Regions from separate parts of the Homo sapiens genome. Here region 2 is linked to region 1. A link is an interaction called in ENCODE POLR2A ChIA-PET data of the cell type or tissue named here. Cell type or tissue: GM12878. All regions are shown on one strand.

What was found. Peaks named below come from ENCODE experiments on the same cell type or tissue, not always from the same donor. Only the 100,000 strongest peaks of a DNase experiment are listed, where the experiment ranks them.
Region 2: POLR2A ChIA-PET joins it to region 1 with 15 read pairs; 9 of 35 experiments call an interaction of 5 or more read pairs at or near these places.

What each region holds. Positions count from the first base shown.
Region 1 is chr1:29,166,768-29,174,767 of GRCh38, reverse strand. The region is part of intron 1 of SRSF4 (serine and arginine rich splicing factor 4); the gene reads left to right. It also overlaps a transcript of MECR not described here. Among named protein-coding and RNA genes, the nearest start is that of SRSF4, 11 kb to the left of the region's middle. In GM12878, no CTCF peak of the experiment used is centred here; a DNase peak (open chromatin) is centred at 3,407; H3K4me3 peaks cover 1,281 bases.
Region 2 is chr1:29,018,855-29,026,854 of GRCh38, reverse strand. All of the region lies in intron 7 of EPB41 (erythrocyte membrane protein band 4.1), which reads right to left. Among named protein-coding and RNA genes, the nearest start is that of TMEM200B, 100 kb to the left of the region's middle. In GM12878, no CTCF peak of the experiment used is centred here; no DNase peak of the experiment used is centred here.

The DNA of each region.
Region 1 (8,000 bases):
CAGGAAGTGGAGGTTGCAATGAGCCTAGATCGGGCCACTGCACTCCAGCCTGGTGATGGAGCAAGACTCCATCAAAAAAAAAAAAAAAAAAACCTATCTCCTGCACAGTCTCTCCCTTTTCTTATGCCTCTCCTGACTCCTTTTTTTTTTCCAAACTTGGAATCATACTATAAGTTATTTTATAATTTGCTTGTTTCACCCTAACAGCCTGATCCTTTTCCTTTGTCATTAAGTATTCTCCTACAACCTGGTTTCTAATGGCTACATAGTACTCCAACATACATATGTTATTTAATGGACATAATCAGAACCATGTTGCAAGGCATTTAGGTTATCTTTATTTTTGTACTATTTTATGCATGTATAATACTGTTGAATATCCTTTATATGAATTTTTGTATACATTTCTTTTTGCCTTAGGGCAGATTCCTGCAAGTAGACTTTGGGAGTCAAAGCATATACACATTTTAATGCTTTTGCTAGCTATTCCATTACTCGGTAAATTAATATTTACGTTTCCACCTGCGGTGTTTAAGAGCTCCTATTTTTTTTTTTCTTTTTTCTTTTTTTTTTTGAGATGGGGTCTCAATCTGTCTCCCAGGCTGCAGTGCAGTGCAGTGGCATGATCTCAGCTCACTGCAACCTCTGCCTCCCGGGTTCAAGCAGTTCTCCTGCCTCAGCCTCCCAAGTAGCTGGGATTACAGGCGCCTGCCACCACACCCCGCTAATTTTTGTATTTTTAGTAGAGACACAGTTTCACCTTGTTGGCCAGGCTGTTCTCAAACTCCTGACCTCAGGTGATCCGCCCACCTCATCCTCCCAAAGTGCTGGGATTACAGGCGTGAGCCACCGCACCCACCAAGAGTTCCTACTTTTCTGAACAGTGCCCTTTATTATAATTTTTTAAACTAATTTTTTCTAATTAAAATGTTTAGAATTATATATGAGGAAATCATTTGGCAGCCTTTAAGGCTTGTCTATTTAGCCTATCAAGCATAACAAATTCAAGAACTTTTTGGACCAGGTGCGGTGGCTCACACCTGTAATCCCAGCACTTTTGGGAAGCTGAGGTGGGCGGATCACTTGAGGTCAGGAGTTTGAGACCAGCCTGGCCAGCATGGTGAAACCCCGTCTGTACTAAAAAGACAAAAATTAGCTGGGTATGGTGGCACTTGCTGTAATCCCAGCTACTTAGGAGGCTGAGGCAGGAGAATCGCTAGAACCCGGGAGCCGAGATTGCACCATTGCACTCCAGCCTGGGCAACAGAGTGAGACTCCATCTCAAAAAAAAAAAAAAAAAAGAAAAAAAAAAAACAACTTTTTAGGCCAGGCGTGGTGGCTCACACCTGTAATCCCAGCACTTTGGGAGGCCGAGGCGGGCGGATCACGAGGTCAGGAGATCGAGACCATCCTGGCTAACATGGTGAAACCCTATCTCTACTAAAAAAAAAATACAAAAAAAATTAGCCGGGCCTGTTGGCCTGCGCCTGTAGTCCCAGCTACTTGGGAGGTTGAAGTAGGAGAATGGCGTGAACCCGGGAGGCTGAGCTTGCAGTGAGCCGAGATCGCACCACTGCACTCCAGCCTGGATGACAGAGCAAGACTCTGTCTCAAAAAAAAAAAAAAAAAAAAAAAAAGCCTTTTTGACTCATTAGAGAATAAATGTAGGTTAATTGTAGATCATTTAGATATTATGAAAGCATAAAGTGAAAAGTATCATTAAGCATCCTTTTAAGATGGGTGAGGTTTTACGTGCAATTTTGTGTCACGCTTTTTTTACTTAATTTATCTCATGTATTTTCTATTACATTAAAATCTTCCTTATTAATGGCTTCATAAAATCCATTGTATGGCAATATTATGACTTACCCAACCATTCCTCTTATATTGTCTACCTTTTTTTTGGTCTCCTAATTCTTGCTGTTATAAGTAACCCTGTGATGGGTATTATGTGCATAAAACTTTGTTTGCATTTTTATTATCCCTGAGTACATATGGATTCCATGAAATAAAATTCATGTGTCACAGCAGGAGTGAACATATTCAAGTATCTCAGTGCATATAACCAAATAACTTTCCAGAAAAGCTACACCAGTTACACTTAACACCCGCAGTGTATGAGCATGCCCGTGTGATGGGCACTTCAACAGCATGGAGTACCCCTGTTGTGTTTGCTGGCCAGGCGTGGTGGCTCACGTCTGTAATTCCAGCACTTTAGGAGGCCAAGGCGGGCGGATCACCTGAGGTCAGAAGTTCGAGACCAGCCTGACCAACATGATGAGACCCTGTCTCTACTGAAATTACAAAAATTAGCTGGGCATGGTGGTAGGCTCCTGCAATCCTAGCTACTCGGGAGGCTGAGGCAGGAGAACCGCTTGAACCCGGGAGGCGGAAGTTGCAGTGTGAGATCACACCATTCCACTCCAGCTTGGGTGACAGAGTGAGACTCTGTCTCAAAAATAAAAAATAAAAATAAAAGATGCTAATTTACCAAGTGAAAAATAATCAGGAAGTTTTTCTTGAATGAATAATAAATAGAGATAGGACTATGAATTAAGTAGCATTCTGTCATTGTTTTATTAGTAATATAACTATTACAAATGTGATCAAATTTTTTTTTATTAAAAGTCACTTTTTAAAGTCAACTTACCCCCCAAAAAAGTGTATTATTTTTTTCCCCCAATATATGGGGAATTTAATTTTTTTCTGTCATTTTGAAAAATCAATGCCAAGAGATAATACCATATTGAGATTTTTGACCAAATGTTAACAGCGTAAATTGCCCTGGTTCAAGACCTCCACTCCTTGGTTCTTGGTCCCTTCAGTTTGTGGTATGAATAAACATCATTTGTAATTATTTGACTAAGTCATTTAAAATCCCTGTTCTTCAGTTTAATATACTGTTTTGCTCCTCCTTTCTCATTGAGGTACTGTATGAATTTAAGGGCCATACGAAGTATTTGTCCCTTCTTAAAAGATAGGCACAGGATATAGACTCGGTAATAAAATGTGGTTTGGGTTTCTAGTATTTTTTTATGCTTCCAGGTACCCAGAACCGCAAATTTTACTTTGAGCTCCTCAGAAGAAAGGTGCTCCAGGCATCTGAGAGAATACCGTTGGGGTGATACTTACAAATTTGTAAGCTAACACTGAAATCTTAAAACTTCCGAAAATATTAATGCATTTGTATGACTTATTTTTCAACTGAGTATGTCAAAGTACTTTATGAACAAGTGTTGTCCCTAGTTTGTACTGATGGGGAAACTGAGGCATGGGGTGATAAGGTGACTGGCCCAAGGTTACAAAATGAGTTATTGACAACTCCGGAAATAGAAGATTTTTTAAATTCCCATACTAGATACATGTGGGCATTGACATTCAAAGCTTCCCTCATGCTATTTCCTTTAGTCCTGTCCTTTGGGGATTGCCTCTGAGGGTGAGAGGGTAGTTCAGGTTTCCGGGCTTGTTCAGCCTTTAGTCTCTGTAGAGGCTTCCAGCAAGCTGACAAGTTACTGCCAAAAGTGAGACAGATGGTATTTTTTATGATGTTGTCCTTAGTTGGAGACTGCTAGTGATTCTCCTCCTCAGGCTACTCTTTGAAAAGCTGTAAGGTGGTATCAGCTTTATCGTGGTTGGCTGAGGAAGGATTTGTACAAGTAAATGTTCTCTGCCTTATTGTCATTCCTAGGGCCGTCTGGTCTTATAGTACCCTGAAGGTGAGGGATTAGATTATGCTCTGAATTTGTATGCCCATAGTTTGAGGAAATGTTTTACTTGAGTTTTCTGTGTGTTGAGATGAAAGTCTCCCAGGCTAAAGATTTCTGAACTGCACGCAATGTCTGAAGAAGCGCTTGAAAGGCACTTTATTTCTCCCAGGTCCCCAACCATGGGTTTAGGTTTTTATGCCAGAAAGGGGACCTTCATGAACAAAGACCCCCAAGACCTAGAGAGAAGAGGAAGTCTGAAAGAGGGAGGTTTGAATTCAGCCTTCAGGAATGAAGAGGGCAGACAGAGCAGGAGGCTCAGGCAAGGGAGTCAGGAACCACAGACCAGAAACATGGACTTGGAAAGGTTTTCATGTAATTGAAATGAAGCTATTGATCCATCCATTTTAAAAGAATTTGAAAAATTCATTAAAATACTTAATTAGTGGCATCCACTAATTAATAAAAGCATAGGGAGTGGCATCTTTAACCAAAAATGAAAATGAAGAAACAGACTCCAGCCCAGGGACCAGGGGCGATTATGAGGGACATGGTGCCTCATACAGCCAAGATGATCCAAGAGGCATCATCTTTAATGAAGCTTTAACACCTGGCAGCCTGCTCATTGTGTTGTTTAAGAGGTAAGTATGAACTGGTTTTGTTTGTAGCTTTTGTGTGGAATCAGGTAGTGCTGTCTGCAGAGTGTAAACCTTTATTTCTTTAAGTAGGAATAACAGATAAAGTAATTCTATATTAAATCCCAAGAGTTTTATTCTAAATTGGTAATGTGACTTTCATCTCTCGAGTTTTTTCAAATCGTTTTTAATTTGTGGTTGAGTCTTCACGAACTTCTTGTCATCAGGCAATAGTTGATTCCCCTTTTTTGAAAGCTTTCAATTTCATTTATCCTTAGTGTTGAAAAGTGTCAGAAAATTGAAATGGACACAGATGATTGTATCTGCCCTCCCTTTCAGGAAAGCCATGTTGACTTTAAAATATCAAAAAAGAAAGTTCAGTTATGATTGCAGGGGGTAATGATAGTTTGATCCACAAACTATTTGCAGTGTAAAAGTGAAATACCTTAGCTGACTTAGTTCATTTTTGAAAGTTTTGAATAGCTAAAACAAAGTTGGCAAATAGGCTCATAGAGTAGTTACAGAGTAAGACTAAATTCATATTTGATGCAGATTCCTCTCTACCTCCCATTCTGGGAGGATTTAGTTTTACTGTTTGGTGTTTAGGATAATGATTGTTCTGTTTTTCTCACCCTACTATGTGAATATATATTCTGTTAGAGATGGGCTGTTATCTGCAATGTGGACTCAATACCATGGGCTTGAGTTTGGTTAGTTCATCATTAGAGATTTTTTTTCAGCAGTTGGTTTACTTTATGAGAAAGGATCATGAGTTTAATTTTCCCACTGATATATTTGTGTTCTCATTGCTGAGATATAAGTTTCTTAATGATTTGTTACCTTTTTCTATTTTCCTAGACTAGTATTAAAATTTTGATGGCATATGGGTTTGGTTCCACTTGTAGAGAATAAATGTTCACAACTTACTGGTATTAGCACACACACATCACATGCAGAAATGGTGTTTTCTTGCCACTTACTCTTTCTCATAAGATGCTTATATTCCTGTGGGCATTTGTCTTCCACACTACAGCACATAATTTGATGAAACTGATTTTCTGTGCAAGAGCTTGTGTTTCTCCAACTCTGGTTTTATGGACCACTTTTCATTGGTATATAGGAGGCGGTTAAAACGTGGTGGTAGAATGCAGGTTTTAGGTTAGCTGGGTGTGAAGAATCCCAGGTCTTTGGGATAGTCTTGGCAAGTTACTCAACTCCTCTAAGTTAGTTTCTTGATCTGTCAGATGACAGTAAACCTCAGAGTTGTGAAAATTAAATGGATATAATGTGTGTAAAGCACTTAGCATAATGCTTTATACATCGTAAAACTTTCAAAAATAGGAGTAGTAATTATTACAAAGAAATGTGAAGAAGAGTCCTAGTGGGCTGCATGTTAAAAATAGTTTTTAGTTAATGAAAATTAAATCACATCTTAGATGTTTATCATCTGCATGGTACTTTTCTGGTTGCTGCTTTAACCTTTGTATAGTTGAAAGTCTGTAAACTTTCTAGTATTCTTTGATTTCTGGCCCATTTCCCTCCTACCATTCACGCTTATATTTTTTGGTTCAAGTCACCATTCCTTGCAAAACTAATTAAATACATTCCTAAATACATAATATTGCCAATATTCATTCACATCCACCACGTCTAGATCCAAGTCTTCATCTTCTTTATGCTGGTCTAATTTTTGCTGAGCCTTAGAAGCAAAGACAGACTCCGGGGGTTGATATGGGACCTCCAGAATGGGGATTGCACAGAATAATCTTATTTTTCCTCTATTCTTCTAGTCTGTTATGTTCTGAACCCACACATGTTTTCGGAAGGACCAGATGGCTGACACTGGCTAATGGGAACCAAAAGACGAGTGAAAGTAACCTGGTTGTCACATACCCCCAGCTTAGAGGTGCTTCACCCTGCCCCAAGGTCAATTTCTTTTTTCTCTAGAGACTTTACCCCATTATATCAAAAACCTTTACTACAGCCTGACTTTATCTGATGTTAGAGTATCATTAAGTCAAGCAGCAGCATTTATTGAGTGAAAAAAGATTGTACACAGGACTGGAAGAGAAGCATCTGCCTTTAAAATACAGTAGAAGGCCGGGCATGGTGGCTCATGCCTGTAATTCTAGCACTTTGGGAGGCCAAGGCAGGTGGATTGCCTGAGCTCAGGAGTTCGAGACCACCCTGGGCAACATGGTGAAACCCTGTCTCTCCTAAAAAAAAAAAAAAAAAAATTACAAAAAATTTGCCGGGCATGGTGGTGCACACCTGTAGTCCCAGCCACTCTAAAGGCTGAGGTACAAGAATTGCTTGAGCCCAGGGTCAGAGGTTGCAGTGAGTGGAGATCGCGCCGCTGCGCTGCAGCCTGCGCGACAGAGCGAGACTATGTTTTTTTTAAAAAAAAAAAAAAAAAGGAATTAGAACCTTGTGGTTTAGAGCTGGGATTTTTAGAGTCATGGGTCTGGGTTCAAATCTAGCTCCTTCACTCATGAGCTCCTTGAAAATGAGCAAGTTGCTTACTCCAAGCCTCAGTTTCTCATTGTAAAATGAGAAGAATAATAATACATTCTTCACATTTGATATACAAATGGATGAAATATTATGGATAAATTATTTACTGTGCCAGGCACTGTGCTAAATAGCCAACAGATATTAGCCTTCGTTTTTCTTAGTGAAGAGCTCATAATCAAAAGAGAAGGTAAGCACAAAGACAAAAACAAGACTTAAAAAGCTACAGAAACATGACTGGGCACAGTGGCTCACGCCTGTAATCCCAGCACTTTGGGAGGCTGAGGCGGCCATATCACAAGGTCAGGAGTTTGAGACAAGCCTGACCAACATGGTGAAACCCCGTCTCCACTAAAAATATAAAAATTAGCTGGGCGTGGTGGCGTGTGCCTGTAATTCCAGCTATTCAAGAGGCTGAGGCAGGAGAACTGCTTGAACCTGGGAGGTGGAGGCTGCAGTGAGCCAAGATTGTGCCTTTGCACTCCAGCCTGGGCAACAGAGCGAGACTCCATCTCAAAAAAACAAAAACAAAAAGCGTAAAATTGAATAGAAGTGCTAAAGCTAAAGAAAGTCCTAAAATAATTGGAATAGGCAAGTTTCTGAGGCTTCATGAAAGAGGTAATTCTCAAGCATATGGAAGAAGATTGATATAATTCAACTTGTGTAGTCAAGGTGTTCCAGGTTTAGAGAGTGACATAAAGATACTTAGGAGTCGTTATAGACTTCTAAACAAAAAAATGATTTAGTAGCTGACTTTTCCTGACACAATGCAAAAGACAAGTTGACTAAGTAAAAATAGCTCTAGCCTAGAATTACATAAATTAATCCAAATGGTAGAGACAGCCCTGAAGGCCCAGCAAATGAGAAAACTGCAGAACTTGGCAGTAGACCCAGTGGGTAACCAATAAGATATAGTCAGAAGTGATTACAAAGGTGTTGGGAGCAAATTAGATGGTCAAGGGATCCGGAAGAGAGAAATCATGAGGTAGGTTTTCTTCTTTGAAGGTGGGGAAAGATCAAGTGCAGACTGAGCTGTGGCCAACGTTTGCAGACCAGGAATCCACACTAGCTCTAATCAGAGAGCCCTTGGTGTGCGGGAACTGCCAGTTTGCCGACGTGAAAAGAGTCCCAGACTGGGTAATGGTGAGCC
Region 2 (8,000 bases), 150 kb after region 1:
CCCAAAGTGCTGGGATTAAAGGTGTGAGCCAAAAAAAATTTTTTTTAAGAGACAAGGTCTTGCTCTGTCACCCAGACTGGAGTGCAGTGGCACCATCATGGTTCACTGCAGCCTTGACCTCCCAGGTTCAAGTGAACTCTTGGGCTCAAGCAGTCAGCCCACCTCAGCCTCTGAAAGTGCTGGAATTACAGGCATGAGCCACCATGCCCAGCCTTAAAATTTCAATTTATTTATTTATGTCAGTATGGACTCACGAATTTTCATTTTATTCAATGCAGTATATCAATTATTTTCCTTATCTATTTTGATGCTTAAATTGCCCCAGATTTGGTAGTGGGAACCTCTCCAAGCTGGATTCTGTGTCCTTCTGACCATTTCCCATCATTCTTCCAGTACTTCCTTCTGACACAATGTAGAGTTAGAGTATGTATCTGTGTATGTATCTACCTTTTTACATCTATATTTCTATATCTACCTATCTATATATTGGAAACCACAAGTTCACATTGAAGCCTCCAGTTTTAACGCAATATCCTAACAGGGTTCATTTTAGTTTCTCCCTTTCCATAATTTGTGTCTCACTTTACTGACAGTGAGAAACCTGGCTCCCATTACCCTGAATACATTGACTAATTTGATCAATCCCTCTGTATAATCATATAATCTCTCATTGCAGCCACAAACCCCTACTGTATGTGGATGTCCTCCTCACTCTACTTGAACCCTGAATTCCCCATTCTGGGCTACTCAGCACACGTGGATGTCCTCCTTACCTCACCAGGGTTCTGACTGCTGGTGTGGGACCATCTCTTCACCCTGCTTAGGCTTTGACACTGTGCATCAAGCACCACCCTGTATGGATGCCCTCCACATCCTGTGTAGGCTTTTCCCCCACATGGATGCCCTTCTTGCTCTGCTTGGCTTCTGAAACCCACCACCAGGTGCCCACACATGACTACCATCCTCATCCACTTGAGCTCTGACTCTTCATGCCAGGCTGCCCTCCAACCCACGGACCCACTCCTCACTCTGCTTAGGCCTCAATATCCCAAGCCAGACTGCCCCTCTGCATGGATGACTACCTTGCTCTGCCCCACCTAATGTTGCCAGAAAGCTTTATCTGATTATAAAAATCATACACATTCACTGTATAAAATTTGGAAAATATCATTAAAAGCATAGAAAATATATAATCTCACCACCCACAGACATCTGTGCATGTTAACACAACACATATATTTGAAAGATTAATATCACAAAATAAATTATTTTTTGCCTTAAATTTTAATGATCAAGGTTTTCCCTAAAATTTCCAAGACCTTTGAGCGTCATAACAAACCAGCTGGGAAGAGATTAGATACCTCTAAACCATTAAAAGTACTGTCTTGAATTTTTTCAGTACCACCTAATAATTTACTACTTGTAAGTACTGCAGCTTACAAAAGTACCTGACCAGGAAGCTCCGGCACTGGTTAAAGCTCATTAAAAAGAGAAGTTACAATAAAGTTTCCCTGCATTTATTTCAAGCAAGTGCAATCAGGATAGAGCTATTCGGTGTGTTCCAGTGTTATGTGACTCCCTTTTAATAATGTTTGTTATATCTCCTAATTAAGGATTGTGATTTCAAAGAATTAAGTGGGGGACAATAGACAAGTTTACATACCTTCCTAATACCAATAAATGGAGGGCAATTAATTTTAAAGCTTGATTTGCTAGTGTAAATTTAAAGTGTTAATTATAGCTTTAAAATCCCAGTCTGGGCAAAGGGCCACTACTAAGGATTCCATTTATGCAGGCTGTCTTCTATCTGAGAAGTGCTTGTACTGCACTTTCCAATGCATAGTAAAATGCATATGCCTCAGTGGAAGTTTCTTTGGATTAGTTAAAATGCCATGTTGTTGGACATAATTAAATTGTTCCTTTGGGTTTGTGAGGGTTGCAAATCTTTCCAAAAAGGAGCAAGTAAATTCCAAGATGACAGACTCCTAAATGTTCTGGTCACGGCGATCCATTATTGCTCAATTTCTACCACATCTCTAACAGAATATCAGCTGAACTATATCCATTTGTCCCTTGAGATTGTTTCACCTAATTGGGTTTACATTCTGATAAAGGTTAAAACTAGTTCTCCAAACCAAGACACATACATTCATCACTTGTGAAGTGAGGATAAGAATTTTTTTTTATTTATATTTATTTATATTTTTTATTTATTTATTTTTTGAGACGGAGTCTCGCTCTGTCGCCCAGCTGGGGTGCAGTGGTGCGATCTCGGCTCACTGCAACCTCCGCCCCTCCAGGTTTAAGCAATTCTCTGCCTCAGCCTCCGGAGTAGCTGGGATTACAGGCGCGTGCCACCAAGCCCGGCTAATTTTTTGTATTTTTAGTAGAGACAGGGTTTCACCATCTTGACCAGGCTGGTCTTGAACTCCTGACCTCGTGATCCACCTGCCTCAGCCTCCCAAAGTGCTGGGATTACAGGTGTGAGCCACCACGCTCGGCCTTTAATTTATTTATTTTTAGATGAAGTCTTACTTTGTCACCCAGGCTAGAGTGCAGTGGCATGATCTCGGCTCACTGCAACCTCCGCCTCCTGGGTTCAAGCAATTCTCCTGCCTCAGCCTCCAGAGTAGTTGGGACTACAGGTGCGCGCCACCATGCCCAGCTAATTTTTGTATTTTCAGTAGAGATGGGGTTTCACCATGTTGGCTAGGATGGTCTCAATCTCTTGACCTCGTGATCCACCTGCCTTGGCCTCCCAAAATGCTGGGATTACAGGTGTGAGCCACCGTGCCCAGCCAAGAATTATTATTATCATAGCAGATATTTGAACTCTCACTATATACTGTCATTGTACTAATCACTTTATATAAATTTTCTGATTTAACAATTAGAAAATTCACATTATTGCCCTTATTTTTCAGATGAAAAAACTGAAGCTTAGAGAGCTTAAGTAACTTACCAAGAGGCACACAGTTAACAAGGAATGGAGTCTGAATTTAAAGAAAGGCTAACTCCAGAGCCCAAGATTTTAACTATGGTGCCCTATTGCCCCAACTCAGTGGTTCTCAAACTTTTTTGATCTCAGGACCTCTTTATTCTCTTAACAATTATTGTAAAAATTATTGAGGACCCTAAAGAGCTTTTCTTTCTTTTTTCTTTTTTTTGAGACGGAGTTTTGCTTTTGTTGCCCAGGCTGGAGTACAATGGCATGATCTCGGTTCACTGCAACCTCTGCCTCCCGAGTTCAAGCGATTCTCCTGCCTCAGCCTCCTGAGGAGCTGGGATTACAGGCATGTGCTACCATGCCCGGCTGATTTTGTATTTTTAGTAGAGATGGGGTTTCTCCATGTTGGTCAGGCTGGTCTTGAACTCCCGACCTCAGGTGATCTGGCTGCCTTGGCCCCCCAAAGTGCTGGGATTACAGGCATGAGCCACTGTGCCCGGTCAAGAGCTTTTCTTTATGTGGCTTATAGCTATTTGTATTCACTATATTAAAATTGTTTTAACTAAGGAAAATTTAAAATGTTTATTAAATTTCTAAAAAGTAACAGTAATCCAGCCAAGCACGGTGGCTTACGTCTGTAATCCCAGCACCTTAGCAGGCCAAGGCAGGCAGATCACCTGAGGTCAGGAGTTCAGGACCAGCCTGGCCAACATGGTGAAACCCTGTCTCTGCTAAAAATACAAAAGTTAGCCAAGTGTGGTGGCAGGCACTTGTAATCCTAGCTACTCGGGAGGCTGAGGCACGAGAATCACTTGAACCAAGCAGGCGGAGATTGCAGTGAGCCGAGATCACACTATTGCACTCCAGCCTGGGCGACAAGAGTGAAACTCCATTTCAAAATAAAATAAAATAATGGTAATCCCATTACTTTTTAACATAAATAACATAATTTCTGAAAAATACCAATATTTTCTGAAACAGTGATGAAAAGGTAACTTTGCTTTACATATTTACAAATCTCTTCAATGTCTGGCATAGAAGACAGCTGAATTCTCCCAACTGCTTCTGCATTCAATCTGTTGCAATATATTGATTTGGCAGTATGTGAAGAAATCTGATCTCACACAGACATGTAGTTTGAAAAGGGGTGACTATGAATTTAAAACACTCTTTTTTCTTTTTTTTTGAGATGGAGTCTTGCTCTTGTCGCCCAGGCTGTAGTGCAATGGCACGATCTTGGCTCACTGCAACCACCGCCTCCCAGGTTAAAGTGATTCTCCTGCCTCAGCCTCCCAAGTAGCTGGGATTACAGGTGCCCACCACCATGCCTGGCTAATTTTTGTATTTTTAGTAGAGACAGGGTTTCACCATATTGGCCAGGCTGGTCTCAAACTCCTGACCTTGTGATCCGCCTGCCTCGGCCTCCCAAAGTGCTGGGATTACAGGCATGAGCCACTGCGCCTGGCCTAAAATATTCTTTTCTGGTATTACACTAAAACTTATCAATGGCAGTTTCTTTTTTTTTTTTTTTTTTTATTATATCAATGGCAGTTTCTTAAAGATAATTTTCAATGTGAAATGTAGAAACTTATCAATGAACTTTTTGTACTGTTACATTAAAATCCATTGGTCTATCTTGCATTTTGAATGGATCTTTTACCTGTGCATGATTTTTTTAACATTGTGCATTTCTAATCTGAAAAATACTTGTTCACCAAGTTATGAAAATCTTCCAAACCTTGATATAATATGTGTATAAAAAAACACATTCATTAAAATAACCACTGACCTTAGCAGAAAAGTCTTTAAAAGCTGTCAAGATCATGGGGATATATAAAAGTTTTCCAAAATTCCAATTTTTACCAGAAAGCTTGAATTTTGTCATTAGCAACAAATACTGTCAGTTGCTTTCCTAAAAGTACTAGCTCATTTCATTTTTGAGAAAATGTGTGTCAAATAACCGAGTCCGAATAATCATAGTTTGTCATTTTTTCAAGAAAACATGGTGTTTTATAGAAAAGATGGCCACCGGGCGCGATGGCTCATGCCTGTAATCCCAGCACTTTGGGAGGCCCAGGCGGGCGGATCACGAGGTCAGGAGATTGAGACCATCCTGGCTAACACGGTGAAACCTTGTCTCTACTAAATATACAAAAAATTAGCTAGGCGTGGTGGCTGGCGCTTGTAGTCCCAGATACTCAGGAGGCCGAGGCAGGAGAATGATGTGAACCCGGGAGACGGAGCTTGCAGTGAGCGGAGATCACCCCACTGCACTCCAGCCTGGGCGACAGAACAAGCCTCCGTCTCAAAAAAAAAAAAAGAAAAAAAAAGATGGCCAATTCAGCTCACAACTCAATTGCACAAGTGCTTTTCCTTGAGACAACTGTTGTGCTTCAGTATGCAGCAAAAATGCTTTGTGTGTACTTCCCATCTAATCACACAGAATATTAAATAGAAATGTATTCAAGACTTAATAAAATTAATACTTTTTGCTGCTTCGTTAGGAAAATTCTAAGGTAAGCTGGCTTTCTTGCACTTCCAGCTGCAAGTGCATGCTGGAGAACAATATAGTGACTCTTAGTACAGTTTGCTCCAACTGCCTTGATTTGTGCCCCACCCATTTCAACAGAGTGAAAAAAGCAAATAACATCTTAGCATTATTACAAAAATAATTTTGACTTCATGGACCCCTTGAAAGAATCTTGAAGATCTCCAGGGTCTGTAGACCACCTTTGAGAACCGTTGTCCTAACTCAAAGGGTGGTTATAAAGATTAAACGTGATGTTTTACATAAAGTGCTTATCATAGTATCTTGCACATAATAATAGATGCACAATAACTGGCTACTTATTATGATTATTATGTAACAATTCTATAAAGGAGAATCAAGCATTGGATGAGAGACTATAAGTCCTCTCAAACCTGAGATTCTATTATGATCAGATAACCATTAAAAGACTCATTAGGCCGGGCGCAGAGGTTCATGCCTGTAGTCCTAGCACCTTGGGAGTCTTGAGGCTGGAAGTTTGAGATCAGCCTGGACAACATGGTGAGACTACCATCTCTACAAAAAAATTTAAAAATTAGCTGGGCATGGTAGCACACACCTATAGTCCTAGCTACTCAGAAGGCTGAGATGAGACGATCACTTGAACCTAGGAGATTGAAGCTGCAGCGAGCTATGATCACACCACTACACTACACTCTGGGCAACAGTGACATTCCATCTCTCTTTAAAAAAAAAAATCAGAGACAGATTTCAAGTATCAATCACAATCTGACATCATCATTTTCTGCGGTTCAGCTCTATGGCAGCAGTAAAATATTTTCTTTTACTATTTTACTGATTGCCCAAGGGTTATATTATAACTAATAAAAAATATTTTTAAATTATTAGGTAATAAAAATAACATTTCCCTACAGTATTGACATTCTAATTAATCAAATTATTTTGTTTCTTTCCAGTACTTGCTTTTCTATGTATATATGCATATATTTTTATATGTCCCTATTTTTTATATATGTAAATGTTGAGAATCATAACCAGAATATAAATAAAAGTGCTGTAATCCCAGCACTTTGGGAGGCCGAGGCAGGTGGATCATGAGGTCAGAAGTTCAAGACCAGCCTGGCCAAGATGGTGAAACCCCGTCTCTACTAAAAATACAAAAAATTAGCCAGGTGTGTTGGTGGGCGCCTGTAATCCCAGCTACTCAGGAGGCTGAGGCAGAGAATTGCTTGAACCCGGGAGGTGGAGGCTGCAGTGAGCCAAGATTGCACCACTGCACTCCAGCCTTGCCAACAGACCAAGATTCCATCTCAAAAATAAAAATAAAAAATAAAAACAATAAAAATGTATTCAAAGACAATGTAACATGCTTAAGTTATAGTCATCAACAAGTTGAAAGTGGTGTATTTAGTGACTCCAGACATTGGTACTGGAATAAGTCAAAACTTAAAAAGCAAACGTGCAGTTCTCTTTGGAAATAGTGTGACCCCAAGAGAGATGGGTAACTCTTATAAGACTACTGCTATGTAGGTTGTAGACTTTAAAGTCCTTAGTATGGTCCTCATGACTGAGGTACCTGAACCTACAGGGGCAATAACGCACCTAGAATTCAGACATCTTAAGTTACAGCTCTCTCATTTGAAGCATCCCAATCCATGCAATCCTATTCCAACTACCCCAAGGAGAACAAGATGGCTCAATGGCTGGAAAGAATAATTTTTACTATCATGGCAAGCCTACCGACACCACTCTTTGGATTTCTCTTTGAGCAGTGTGATCCTTTGGAACTTTGCAACCTAACTCATGCTAACGTAACTTAGGGTACTAATTCAAGGCCAAGGTCAGATTTTCACATTAATATGCTAAGGCAGTTTACAGAACTAAGCTATAGCAAGTCACTCAAGTAACAATGAATGTATGAGGAGGAAGAAACACAAATTATTCTGGCACTTTAATATTAGCTAATATTTACTGAATTTTTTACCACATGAAAGACATTGTGACATTGTATTCAGTATTTTACACACATCACCTTTCAATGGTGTGATCTCAGCTCATGGCAGCCTTGACCTCCCAGACTATCCTTCTACCTCAGCTACTTGCCACAGGAGTGCTCCATCATGCCTGGCTAATTTTTAAATTATTTGTAGAGATGAGGTCTTGCTATGTTGCCCAGGCTGGTCCCAAACACTCGGGTTCAAGTTATCCTCCTGCCTCGGCCTCCCAAAGTGCTAGGATTTCAGGTGCGAGCCATTGTGGTCAGCCCACAATACCTTTTCTAAACCTAGCAGTCCCCCTAGTTTCTCTGAGGTGATAATCTCCATCAGAAATATAAGAAACCTGAGGCTCAGAGACATTATAATTGAAAGACCTAAGGTCACAAGGTTGGAACCAACGTCAAGATTTCAACCCAGCTCAGACTGACTGTAAACTCTTGTTCTTGATCACTTGATAACTCCCAGCATTACCAATCATTTTCATGTATAAAAGCAGTATAGTCAGTAAATTTAATAAAGACTTTTAAAAATACTTCCAAGAGTTTCA